Linked DNA regions of Mus musculus: region 1 is linked to region 2. Evidence: chromatin contacts called from ENCODE Hi-C or POLR2A ChIA-PET data. All regions are on one chromosome and are shown on one strand. The core of a region is the stretch at or near the end of the contact, and the rest is flanking DNA. Distances in the headings are between cores, read along the strand shown.

Evidence for each region. Hi-C counts contacts between places; a loop is a spot of excess contacts on that map. ChIA-PET counts read pairs that join two places held with the same protein, here RNA polymerase II (POLR2A).
Region 1: a map of heart shows a loop between it and region 2 (1.8-fold over the local background). The contact joins two enhancer-like sites. A Hi-C loop is called at or near these places in 1 of 37 maps with a recorded cell type or tissue (heart). POLR2A ChIA-PET finds 5 or more read pairs at or near these places in 2 of 5 experiments (Patski and embryonic stem cell).

What each region holds. Positions count from the first base shown.
Region 1 is chr10:59,562,940-59,569,504 of GRCm38, reverse strand. The region is part of intron 1 of Mcu (mitochondrial calcium uniporter); the gene reads left to right. Among named protein-coding and RNA genes, the nearest start is that of Gm40671, 9.2 kb to the left of the region's middle. Within about 2 kb of position 3,393, at least 1 of the 3 ENCODE cell types and tissues checked has a DNase peak (open chromatin) inside an H3K27ac peak, as active enhancers do.
Region 2 is chr10:59,521,096-59,527,005 of GRCm38, reverse strand. The region is part of intron 1 of Mcu (mitochondrial calcium uniporter); the gene reads left to right. Among named protein-coding and RNA genes, the nearest start is that of Gm40671, 51 kb to the left of the region's middle. Within about 2 kb of position 3,130, at least 1 of the 3 ENCODE cell types and tissues checked has a DNase peak (open chromatin) inside an H3K27ac peak, as active enhancers do.

The sequences.
Region 1 (6,565 bases), core at 2,144-4,643, 42 kb before region 2:
TTCCTGAAGATGTGGTTTGAAGGGCAGTCCCCTCTTTGCACAACCACCGAGGTGGGTCTTTGTTGTTGTGTGTTTGTTTTTAAATCACATACAAAGCTATAAACACTGCTAGGGATTTTAGTCAAGGCAGTCAGGGAACAGGGAAGTGAAGGCCCTCTGATGGACTTAAGTGTCCAGATGGTGTATTTCAGACTGTATGTGTATGTGTGACCCTTGACCCCTGCGTTGCATTGCCCCACGGTTAACTGTTTAGATGAGGGTTTTTAGAGTACCTTCCATGAAGGGGAAATGTTAATTTTATGATAATTAATTCCTTTATCCATTCAACAACTCCTTTAGTATCTAGGGTATGCCAGCTATTGCTCTAATTATTGGAGCTTTAAAAAAAATGTTCTCTTAACGTGAGCTGCTGGTTCTGTTTCTACCTCTTTAGGCTTGCAATAGAGCCTTTATTATGTAAATTATTATACTTTGGACTTAAATAAAATGGATAAAACTTCAATTTAAATTCATTTTGCATTATTACCCGGAGTGGAAGATATTTCCTTCTGAAGAATGGCCATGAAGGAATCCTGAATGATTTAGAAGTAGATGACGGGATTTGAGACTAATTGGGCTTGTGAATCACCTTAGCTCTGTGTAGGAACTTCCCTTGTACTTGAGTTAGTGCCTGATGGGATCTGATTCTGGGAGGCTGAGCAATGCACTGCGCTGTGGTACTGCTGAGCTCGCAGGCTGTCCCAGGCAGCCATTTGGTATTTGTAGGTGTAGCTTAGGGTCTTCATTTGTTCTCCATGATTGTGTATGCACGTGCACACACACACAACACACGTTTCACTGTGTATAGCCCAAGCTATACACCGTTTGATGTTCCTACTCTTAGTACTGGAAACATTTTCTCTGGATGTCATTTTTCTTATTCTAGATCTAAAGCAGCTTTGCTTGGTATTTTTTAGGGGACTTCAGCAGCAATAGCATGCTCGCTCTGTAGAACAGACTGAATGCAGCTTGAGCAATGGCTCATTCCTTTCTTCCGTTCTCCTTCCTTCCTAACTTACTTCCTTTCTTTCCTTCTTCTTCCTTCCTTCTTTCCTTCCTCTTCCTCCTTCCTTCCTCCCCCCACCCCCATGATTTCCTCAAATATAGAAAGGTTTGGAGGAGAGAAGAAAATGGTAGAGTTTTCTGAACAAAATGCAACAGCCAGGACAGTCTGACATCACTTTGGCAACTAGTTCCTCTAGTTCAAGACCCATGCAGAGTGCTTGGCTGAGTGGTCCCAGCGTCTCTGGGGGTTCTTTGCAGAGTTTGGCTCTCTCTCCTTTCTAAAAAACCTGGGGTCCGATGAGCTTCCTTTGAGTGCAACACAGAGCCCTTACTGCCAAACTGCTGGCTGGATTTCCCGGAAAACACTGCAGGAATGTTTGGGTAGACTTCTTGAAGCCCAAAATCAACCTTCCTGTCACCACATGAGATGTCATATTTTCTTTCTACCTTGAGTGTTTAGAGCAAGAGAATTTCCCTTAAAAAAAAAAAAAAAAAGAACCTTTCTTGCCTGTTCTTTTGTTACAGGATGAAATTGACGCATGAGGGTTGTTACCTATTTGTAAAACTGTAAAGCACCTAGGTTTGGCACACGGGTCCACCAGATCCATTCAATGCTCCTTGTGTATGCATGGTGTGGTGCCACTCGCTGGATCTAGCCACCAGGACCACATTCCTAAGGAAAACCGGTGCTCCCACACCCAGCAGCCATCAGCTGTCAGTGGCTCCTCAGCTAGAGATGGACTCACAAACCCCTCCCTCTGTGCTGCTGGGCTGGGTCTTGTGCAGACAACCTCAGGTGCAATGAGTTCATGAGAGGAGCATCCTTTCGGGTCCAAAAGACATCATCGGACCTCAGTCTTCCCGGACCTCTGGCTCTTGCAGTCTTTCCAGTCCCTCTTCTGCGCCGTTTTCCTGAGCTGTGAGGGGAGGGAGTATGGTCTAGATACTCCATTTATGGCTCAGGATTCCACAGACACCTCTTGACTCGACAGCTCCTCTTAATGTTTTGTCGCATTATTTACTTGTTGTTGTTGTTACTATGAAAAAATACCCAAGGACAGCATTTTAAAGACGGTAAGTTTATGTGCTGTCATAGTCTGAGGATGTACTATGCCACAGCGGGATGCACATGGAGACAGGCGCCGTCTGCCTTGGTGGGCAAAGCATGGCGACAGGAACTTGAGGCAGCTGGTCACGGTGCATGCGCAGTCAGGAGGCAGAGGCGTAGACCGGGCTGTGCTGGAAAGGCTCTTATTTATACTCCATGCTGGGACCTAGTCTGTGAGATAGCGTCTCCCGAATTCGGGTCGGCTCTTCCCCCTTCAGTAGAATCTTTCTGAAAACACTCAGATATGGGTTTCCATGGTGATTCTAAAGCCTGCCACGTTCAAAAATCAAGCATCCCACTTGGTACTATCTATATTTTCTTTCCTTGTATCCAGTTACTCTGCACAGTCCAGCAGTAGTAGAGATACTTCCCTCCTCTCATTCATGCAGTCAACAAGTATTTGTGGAATACCTTCTGTGCATTCAGTAAGGTCCGGAATAATAAAAAGTGATAGATGACACTGACTGTTTCTGGTTTGAATACCAGCTGTGCTGGTCTGGCTGTAGATTTTCAAACGCCAGAAAGAAGAATCCTCAATCAAGTATTTGAATTGTGGGGAGGTGCCATTACAGGCAACAAATAGATGACTAGAAATTCCCAGTGATATGACAAATCTAAAGAACTGATTTCCCCCTTGTTGCTTAAGAAAAACAAAACAAAGCTTTTATACAAACATTCCTGGATACTTAGTATCCAGGAAACATAAATGTTTCATGTGTCTATATAAATATTACCTCCATTTCAGACAGGCTAAATCCTACTCTACATAGATATAATATCTAAATTATGTCTGTTGGAGCAATGTCTATTCTAAGCATTCTCTGTCAGGTCAATTATTTTCAAGCCTCTGTTAGTGCTAAGGTATGTAATAAGACTTAGGGTTTCAGTGTTGAAGTACAAGCATGTGGTACGTATTAGCAATTTGGTGGTGGTGGGTTGCATACACTACAATGGTTCCTATATCTGTATCTGGAGGGCTGAGGGAGCTGACCCAGCTCCTAGCTGTTTGGGTCCTGCTTTCTGCTGGGGCACAGTGAGCTCCATTCATTTACACAGCTAGGGGCCTATTAAATCTTCTAGTTTGCAGGCCTGTGGTAAATGTGTGTTCCTTGCAACTGAATTATGGCTGCTATGAGACTGTCAGCTTGGAATTTATGGCAATAGAAGTTTTAAATATCCCAAACATTTCAGTATGGAGAGAAGGAGGCCTTTCTTTAAAGGGACCGGGGCCAGACATCTATTCTGAGGTTGGAATGAATCAACAGTCATGTTCTGAAGAAAGCTGTATCTAGAGAAGATGGACGGAGGCCACTCTGAGTGCATCTGGTGGTTTCTGTGTGCTAGGGAATATAAAGCAGCTGTCTGGTCTGTTAGGAAGCTCAGGTTCTTAGTTCTTTTGGACCGAGACCCCTTAGGTTTGTTTCCAGCTCTCCCCGGTGAGATTGTTTTTCTTTCACAATTTAAGACGATCTGAAAGAGGACTAGGGGTGTGTAACTCATCAGTCACGAACTTGCCGAACATGCATGAGGTCCTGGTTCCATCTCCAGACTGAAGAAACAACAGAATGACACATGGGCACGATGTCATCCTTAAAATAAGAGGTGCCAGAGAAGAATACGGGATGTGAACATTCCAAATGAACTCCTGACAGCTGACAGCAACATTATCGTAACATCAATTATACATACATTTCTTCCAGATTTACTTCATTTTTGTACATATAAGTGTCTGCCTGCATGTATGTTTGTGTGCCACCTGCATGCCTGGTGCCCTCCCTCGGAGGCCAGATCCTTCGGCACTGGAGCTACAGCTGTTTGTGAGCCACCGTGTTGGGGCTGAGAATCAAATCCAGGTCGTCTGCAAGAGCGACACAAGATCTTAACCACTGAACCGTCTCTGCAGCCCCCATATATAGCACTTATTGACTGCTAGGTACTAAGAACTCTTTGTAATAACTAATTATTATGCAGTATGCCATGGTTCCTCAAAATGCTTGCCCATTCTTAGTTTAATTGAACTTCCTTAGAATGTCTTTTAGGGCTTTGTTTGGTTTCTTTCTGCAGGTCCCTGTGCACAGTAGGAAATACTCCACCTCTTAGTTGCGTCTCTGGCTTCACACCGGTAGTGGCCTGGCTTCACATGGGTAGTGGCTAGACTAATTTTATGTCGACTTGACACAAGCTATAGTCATCTGAGAGGAAGGAACCTCAATTGAGAAAGTGCCTTTGTAAGATGAGGCTGGAGGGAACATTTTCTTAATCAGTGATTGACTTGGGAGGGCGCAGCCCATTGTGGGTGGTCCCGTCCTAGGCTCATGGTCCCGGGTGCTGTAAGAAGTTGGGATGAGCAAGCCATGATGAACAAGCCAGTAAGCAGCACCTATCTATGGCTTCTGCATCAGCTCCTGCCTCCAGTTTGAGTTCCTACCTTGGCTTCCCTCAATGGACTGTGGCTCAGGATGTGTAAGCCAGATCAGCCCTTCCTGTCAAGTTGCTTAGGCCATGGTGTTTCATCAGAGCCACGGTAACCCTGACTAAGATACATGCTATTCATTTTGGCAGATTTTCACCCGTTACTTATTGTGCACTTGCTAACTGCTTGGTACTGTTGCATCATTAACTTGCATCATTCCATGTAGCCCTCAGAAGCCACACTAAGGCAAGGACGATTTTCAACCATGTCTCTGAGGTTAAGGAACCTGAGTTCTAGCATGGTTAAGTAACTTACTATCAATTACAAAAGCTATGTCATAAGCAGGCAGCCGCCCGTAGCTATGAAACATTTTTGCCTGAAGGAAAAAGGTTCCCCTGTGTGAGCTAGTTAGGAAGCTGACCTCCTTCTGGCCTGGCTCCCCACCCACCCCCACCCTGCCTCACTGACTTGGGAGCCTGTGGTTTGCTGTCTCTTCTAGCATGTGTCCTTTCTCCAGGATGGATATCTTAGTAGCTCATTATGGGGTACACCAAATGCCTCAATCTGATGACCTGAAAGCCAGGGTTATCCATGCAGGTCTGATTCCAGAACTGGATTCTTATTACTAAATGTCCAATTAATGGGAAGCAGAGAGTTCAATGTAAATTCTTTTGAGTTTAAACTCTCCTCATGCTCCTTTGTATAACACATACTGGTCAAATTACAAATGACATTGGGGTCCTGAGTTATTCCTCCCTACTCTCCCTGGGTAAGCACTTTTTTTTTTTTCTTTTTGAGAATGATGTCAAAGTCTTTAGGATTTCAATAATTGTGTTCTTCATTAAATGTGGCTCAACAGTTATACACATTCTTGGTTTGACCTTCTACTTAGCCTTGTGACTTTGACTAAGAGGGCATTATATAGTGTGGTTACAAGAATAAACCTATAGCTGTAAATCAAGGCAGTTTACTTGGTGTCTTTCGGCCTGGTGTGTAATGTTAAAGGAGGCATTATGTTCCTATCCCAATGAATTAAATATCTAAAACACTGCTTAATAAGAAGCACTTAAACTTTTATATTTGACCTTTGGAAAAATGGGTACTTGAAGCACTATTTTTGGTATAGCTAGGTACATTGGTGAAGCAATTCCTCTGTTAGTATTATTAACATCCAATCATTATGAGTTTATGGACACGGCCTATAGCAGAAGGCTGCTTGAATTGCTGAAATGCAAACATCATCTGCATCCTAATGAAGTATTTCTTGCAACACGTGGGCACCCAACAAGAATTTGCAAAGATTCTCTCAGAGTCCTTGGTTGAAGGACAGCCCTTTCAACTGAAACCAATTCTATATTTTTATCTTTTGGCAATACTGGGCCTTGTGTATGCTATGCAAATGATCTACCACTGAGCTATGTCCCCAGCTCTCTGAAACCACTTCTTAAACGCCAGGCTTCCACAACCATATGGCGTTTTCCGTCCATTGAGGCGATAGTGTTTGTGTGCTCTGATGCCATCAGTGTGTGTTTGGATGGTTAGCGTTTAAAGAACTGCATTTTCAACACATTGCTCCAGATTATAGCCACTAACAATTACTTACACATGAACTGTTTTCTTCTGGGCCCTTTGTCTGTTGGGAGGCTGAGGAGATGCTATAATTTATTGGGTGAATGGGAGTCTTGTGGCTTGTGGCAGTATCCCTTCTGAGCGCTTCCTAATAGTACTCCGCTCGTATCCAGAGCCGCACTCTGAGACTTGTTGATCTGAGTGTGTGCTGGTAAAGCTAGCATATTACCCAAGTGGCCCTGGCCATCCCTTTCATACTCTGATCTCTCTTGGCTGCTTTGTTCTCTCTTCTTCAGTTCTCTTGGTGTGTGTCCCACAACATCAGAGTTTTGAGTTTAATCCCTGACCTAAAGGTTTGATTGGTTTTTTTTTTTTTGAAAGAATTATATGATAGCAAGGTAAATGATGAAAAAGCAAATAAACATTTCAGA
Region 2 (5,910 bases), core at 1,881-4,380:
ACTGTGATACCTTTAGCAGTTTGCTCTTCATTCTTTTACATGTTAAACACAACAGGATCCCACTGTATTTTAATTCAGATAAAGTCAAATGATATTTTATAATAAAATTATAGCTATTTTACCTTCTAGTTTTAGCAATGAAGATCTTAATGATAAACTTTCAAAGATGTGTATTTGGGTTGAGTTCATTACTGTTTGCTTGTAGGTTTTTTTTTTTGTTGTTGTTTTGTTTTTGTTTTTTTAAGATTTAAACATTTTTCTGTTATGTGTCTGTATGTGTATGTGAGCACAGTGCCCACAGATGCCAGAAGGGGGCATCATGTCCTCCGGAGCTGTAGTTACAGATATTTGGGAGCTATTGAAAGAGGATGCTGGGAACCAAACTCGTGTTCTCTTCAAAGGTAGTATGTGATCTAAATTCTGAGCCATCTCTGGCCTACTTCCACTTTTAAAACATTTAATTCTTATTTTTGTTTGTAGTTTCTTCCCTCTCTCCCAATGGGGGGTCTCACTGTGTAGCTCAGGCTGACCTCAAACTCAGCATCTTCCTGACTTAGACTTCTGAGTACTGAAATACAGGAAGGTACTTTGTCTCACTTTACAATTGTCACTACAGTGTAAACGTTTGTCCTTTCTTACAGTGAAACATTTCCCAACTTCTTGCCATTTGCATTTCTCCTTTTATGGATTTTCTACCCCTACCCCAAGGACCACAAACAATAAATGAGAGTGTGGCCGTGTGATTCTCTTGAGATCTACTGGACACCCAACATTTGTTTGAGCTGTTGTTTCTGTGATTATTAATTGTTTTTTATAATCAATTCGACAAATAATGTAAAGAAGATGGAGAAGCCTGTCGTTCGCTTCTAAATTAGGATTTATTTGCTGGGTGGCTTTAATAAATCTGCACACCTCATGAAATCCTTTCTAAAAGTTACAGGCTCTGAAATGTGTTCTTACTGGCAAGGTGGACAGCTGCTGTCAGTAAGGGTAAGGCATGTAAGAGTACCTGAAACCCAAGGAAGAGAAACTTGTACTTTCTAGACAAATCTCTTTGTCTTTATGTGATTTATAAAAATCAAGAAAGAGTTGGGCGTGGTTGCACCTGTTCAGCGATCCGGAGGCAGAGCCATGTGGTTCTCTGTAAGTCAAAGGCCAGCTTGGTCTACACAGGAAGATCCACAACCCAAAACTGAACATAACAAAAAGTGGCACAGCATTTATTCATCATACAGTGCATAAGTAAGTGTTGAATATTAGACTATCTTACGTAGCTTTATTGAAGAGAGAAACTAGAAAGTTTTTCATATTATCATCAATTTGGGGGGGAAGATTTGAGGAAAGGCCTTTAGGACCCTATCCACAGTCGTCCATCAGCTTCTTTAGAGAATGTGTACTCTCAGTACCACAGATGGGATGCTGGGTACGTAAGGGAGGTAACAGTGCACAACAGAGCTTCAAAATGATTCTGTTGCCTGGTACTGACATTGTTATGACTATAAATCCATTTATGATGACCCGCAATTATAGTATAGATGCTGCAGGATGGAAAGGGCCTATTGGAATTTTCTAATCAGGACCTGGAAGGCCATAGGATCCGTCTTCTATCACACACAGAGAAAGCAGAGTCTGGAGTGCTGCGGGCTCTGAGGGAGGCTGTAGTCTCCACCAGTACTGGAGCTAAGGCTGCTGTTTCTAGCTTTCCAACCCTGACTCTGTTCTTCCCATAACGCCTACATCTCTGGAGGGACTCGATCTAACCTAGATACTTTTCACCTTTGGTAGCTCTTTGCCTGTTTGTTTTTACAGTTGCTACTAAAAATAGGAACTGTTCTTTTAGGTGAGGATTCTAGGTAATTGATTCCGCCGACTCCTCAGCACAGTGCCTGCATTCCTGTGTGGTCCCCTTTCGGGACACCGGTGTAGCTTTTGAGGAATTTGGGTGCTGAAGCGTTGAGCTCAGAGAGAAACTCTTACAGTGAAGAGGCTGGTGCCCTCTCCTAGGGCAACCTAAGGCGTTCCCTGGCGACTTTGTGGGTCTCACCTGCACACTTTAGGGAGACAGACTGGCTCTTGGAGAAGCAGGCTGTTAGTGTACTGTGACCTTTTGTGTGTGGGTGGAGTATTGGGGTGGGACCTAAGGCCTCCCACATGGCGAGAGCATGCAGCCACCTCAGTTTGTCCTCTTTGTGGTACTGATTGCCCATTAACCTCAGCATTGGCATAGACTAGAGCTAAACAAATAAGTTAGCCAGTTGTTGTTAGTCTCATGGTTTTAGTGTCTAAAATAATTTTGCACTTGATCAAAATATAAATCAGCGCTGCTTTTCTTTACAAGGAACGGTTTATGAGCAACGCAGGGTTGACAGTTTTTTGGTCAGGAATTCTTAACTGTGTCTTCAGTGAACCTGGCCAGAATCCTGCCCCGGAGCCTGCTTTCCTCAAATACATTGTTTGTGTGTCTTCTACTGGTCTCTGGTTTAAACGGCCACCAGAGCATTAGATCTGTGAAGCTTCATTTTCTGCATTGGGTTTTAGCCCTTCTTCGATACGTGCCTATGGCACGTATTCTGGCCTTTCTGTTCAGTCGATTACCAGGGAGAGATCACTAGCTCAACGCCATCTTAAACTGTTTGTGACCTGGGAGTAACTGCAGGCCACTTTTCTATCTAGCTCACCAGAGATGATTTCATTCTTCATACAACCTTCAGACCTTGGGCCAAGAGCTTTGCTTCATGTTTCATTTGTATTATTCATGACTTGCTGTTTCTGGATTCCTCATACAATAGAGTAACCTCCCCCTCGTCTCCTGTCTGAGTTCTATTGTAAAGCAAGATTGACTTAAACAATAATTTCCAGGAGCAAAAGGAAGTGGGCCTTTCCATCTGGGTTATCCGTCTTGGTTTATATCAGTGTTGGCGCACACAAGAGTTCAGTGTCAGTGCTTGCCCTGCTTGCTCTGTTTGTCTTAGAGGTCTTTCTCTGCAAGATCTGTAGCAACTCTAATATTTCCTGCACTCCTTTATCCAGCTGTCTTCTGTCATCTCTCACCTTCTGCTTGGCTATTACACTGCCTGTCTGATAAACGCTCGGCGAGCCTCAGAGGCTGCAGAACTTTCATTCAGTAATGCAGTAGTCTAAAGAAGGCGCAGACTTGATCCTCAAGCCTCCTCCGCCTTCCAAATCCCTGAATGACGCCCACAGCCACTGGGTCTGGGTTTACGTGGAAGTCTTCGTCTTCACCTCAGTCATCGTCCTTGGCACACATACAGATACTGGGACTACTTTATACAAATCACTTATCCTGTGAATGTTTCCATAAATGCTCCAATATTTCTCTGAAAGTTAAGAGTAGCCGCAATGCCGTTATCAAATGAAAAATAGTAACACTTTAATAGCGTCAAATATCTAGCAATCGCTTAAAACTTCCTGATTATCCTGTCTGTATTTTCAGTCAGATACAAGGGCCAGGAAGGGCTTTATAGGAAGTTATGTGGAGACCCTTTTTTCATTAAATCATTCAAATACACAGTGATTATTTAAATGAATATGTCTTTTATGCACCAGGCAAAACTCTTGGTGTCAGGAATGTGGGGTGGAGCCACTTGTAGACCTTGTATGTGTGTGGAGAAATAGGCAGGAGGGAAGAAGGTAAGAACAAACAATCAGGAAGAAAGGAAATATTACATAGGATGAAGTGCAAAGAATAGAATGAAAGTAAGAGGTGTGTTCAGTTAAGCCACTTTATACAGCATGGAAGGACAGCATCCTTAGAGGTCAGGAATGATGAAGAAGATAATCATACAAAAACAACCTGGAAGTCTGTTATAGACAGAGGAAAGAGGCAATCGATCATTCACTTGATGATGCCGAGCCGTCTCACAAATTCAGTGTAAGATGCAGACATGGAGGTGAGCATGTCCTGCAGTGTGGGTAACACAGCTTCCAGTGTAAGATGCAGACATGGAGGTGAGCGTGTCCTGCAGTGAGGGTAACACAGCTTCCAGTGTAAGATGCAGACTTGGAGGTGAGCATGTCCTGCAGTGTGGGTAACCCAGCTCCAGTGTAAGATGCAGACATGGAGGTGAGCATGTCCTGCAGTGTGGGTAACCCAGCTCCAGTGTAAGATGCAGACATGGAGGTGAGCGTGTCCTGCAGTGTGGGTAACCCAGCTCCAGTGTAAGATGCAGACATGGAGGTGAGCGTGTCCTGCAGTGTGGGTAACCCAGCTTCCAGTGTAAGATGCAGACATGGAGGTGAGCGTGTCCTGCAGTGTGGGTAACACAGCTTCCAGTGTAAGATGCAGACTTGGAGGTGAGCGTGTCCTGCAGTGTGGGTAACCCAGCTCCAGTGTAAGATGCAGACATGGAGGTGAGCGTGTCCTGCAGTGAGGGTAACACAGCTTCCAGTGTAAGATGCAGACATGGAGGTGAGCGTGTCCTGCAGTGTGGGTAGGATGATGTTCACTTTAGCAGTCCTGTTAGCCAGATTCTCATTGCTGTGGGTCATACTTGATGACACAGTTTTTAAAAGGAAGGGTTTATTTTGACTTATGTTTCAGCAGCCCTGCGCTGAAAATCCAAAATCCTAACTGCTCCAAAGTCCAGAACTGCTTTGAGAGCTGGAATGACGTCACGGGTGGAAAATTCCACACCTCGCTCTTCTGATGTCACAGAGAAAACACAGGGGCAGTACACATGCTAGACAAGATTATTTCAACACTACATATGTAAGGGGTATATGAATCACAATTCAATTTCATGTTTAAAATTAGAACCATTCCCAAGAATCTCATTATATGTCATATATATAATATGTATGCATACTATATATCTTATATATAATATATGTATATTATATACCTTATATAATATATATATATGCAGATATACTAAATTCAACACAATAAACAATATATGAAGCCTTTCTGGTCCTAAGCAAGTCAAATAAGGACAATACTTTCGGTTGAAGTCAAACATAAGAACTTAGAAGTCTGAATTATCTAAGGTTAATAACATTTTAATAGCTTCCATTGTGCCAAATGCACTTTTTCTGAACTCTTTTTAAAAATTGCTGCAGTGCCTGCCCTTAGAGCTGGTAACTTGAATGTGTTTTATGCCAAGAGAACTAATGAAATTTGCCTAAGTTCCGTGAGTTCTTTTTTTATTAGACAAAGAGGGTTATTCATAATGAGAGAATCAAAGCCCAGACATTTCTCTAAAGAAGCTTGGTTTTGATTTGCTCATTGGAACAGAACCTAACCCTGTGTTTGTTCTACCTCCTAGCACTCGAACAGACAGACAGACACATACATCTCTCTCTGTCTTCTCTTGCCTCTTCCATATAAATAATATTATGGTGGATTTTTTTTTTAAGTGGAGCAGCTCAAGAAGTAGCTCAGCTTGTGTGTTTACCTGGAAGGAGCGGGGTCCTGGGTTCAGGCCTCAGCCCTGGCTGCCCAGGCATCTGACACAGGCCTGGAATCCCAGCACTCAGGAGCAGAGGCAGGAAGACCTCAAGTTCAAGGTCATTCTGGGCTAGATAGCCACTTTGAGGTCAACCTGTCTGAAAAATAATATGTTTAAAACAAAATGAAATATGCAAACCCCTCCTGCCACCACCCCACCCCCGTTTTGATTACCTAACCTAACGGTAGCCAAGAGAAGACACATAAGACACTGATAATCTTCTCCTCACTCAGAACTATGCATTGTTCACAAAATAACACTCTGTTGGCATGCATTTTGCAAGTCATTAGTGGGATAATCTAAGGAAATACAAAAATGCGGAGATTCCCTGATCTCTGTCAAATGATGCTTGCGCATTTAATTAGTTTCCTAAATCAAGGAGGCACTTAAGTGCCATCTCATCAATAAGCAATCTGAAGCAGGAAACTTTCAAGAAGTCTAT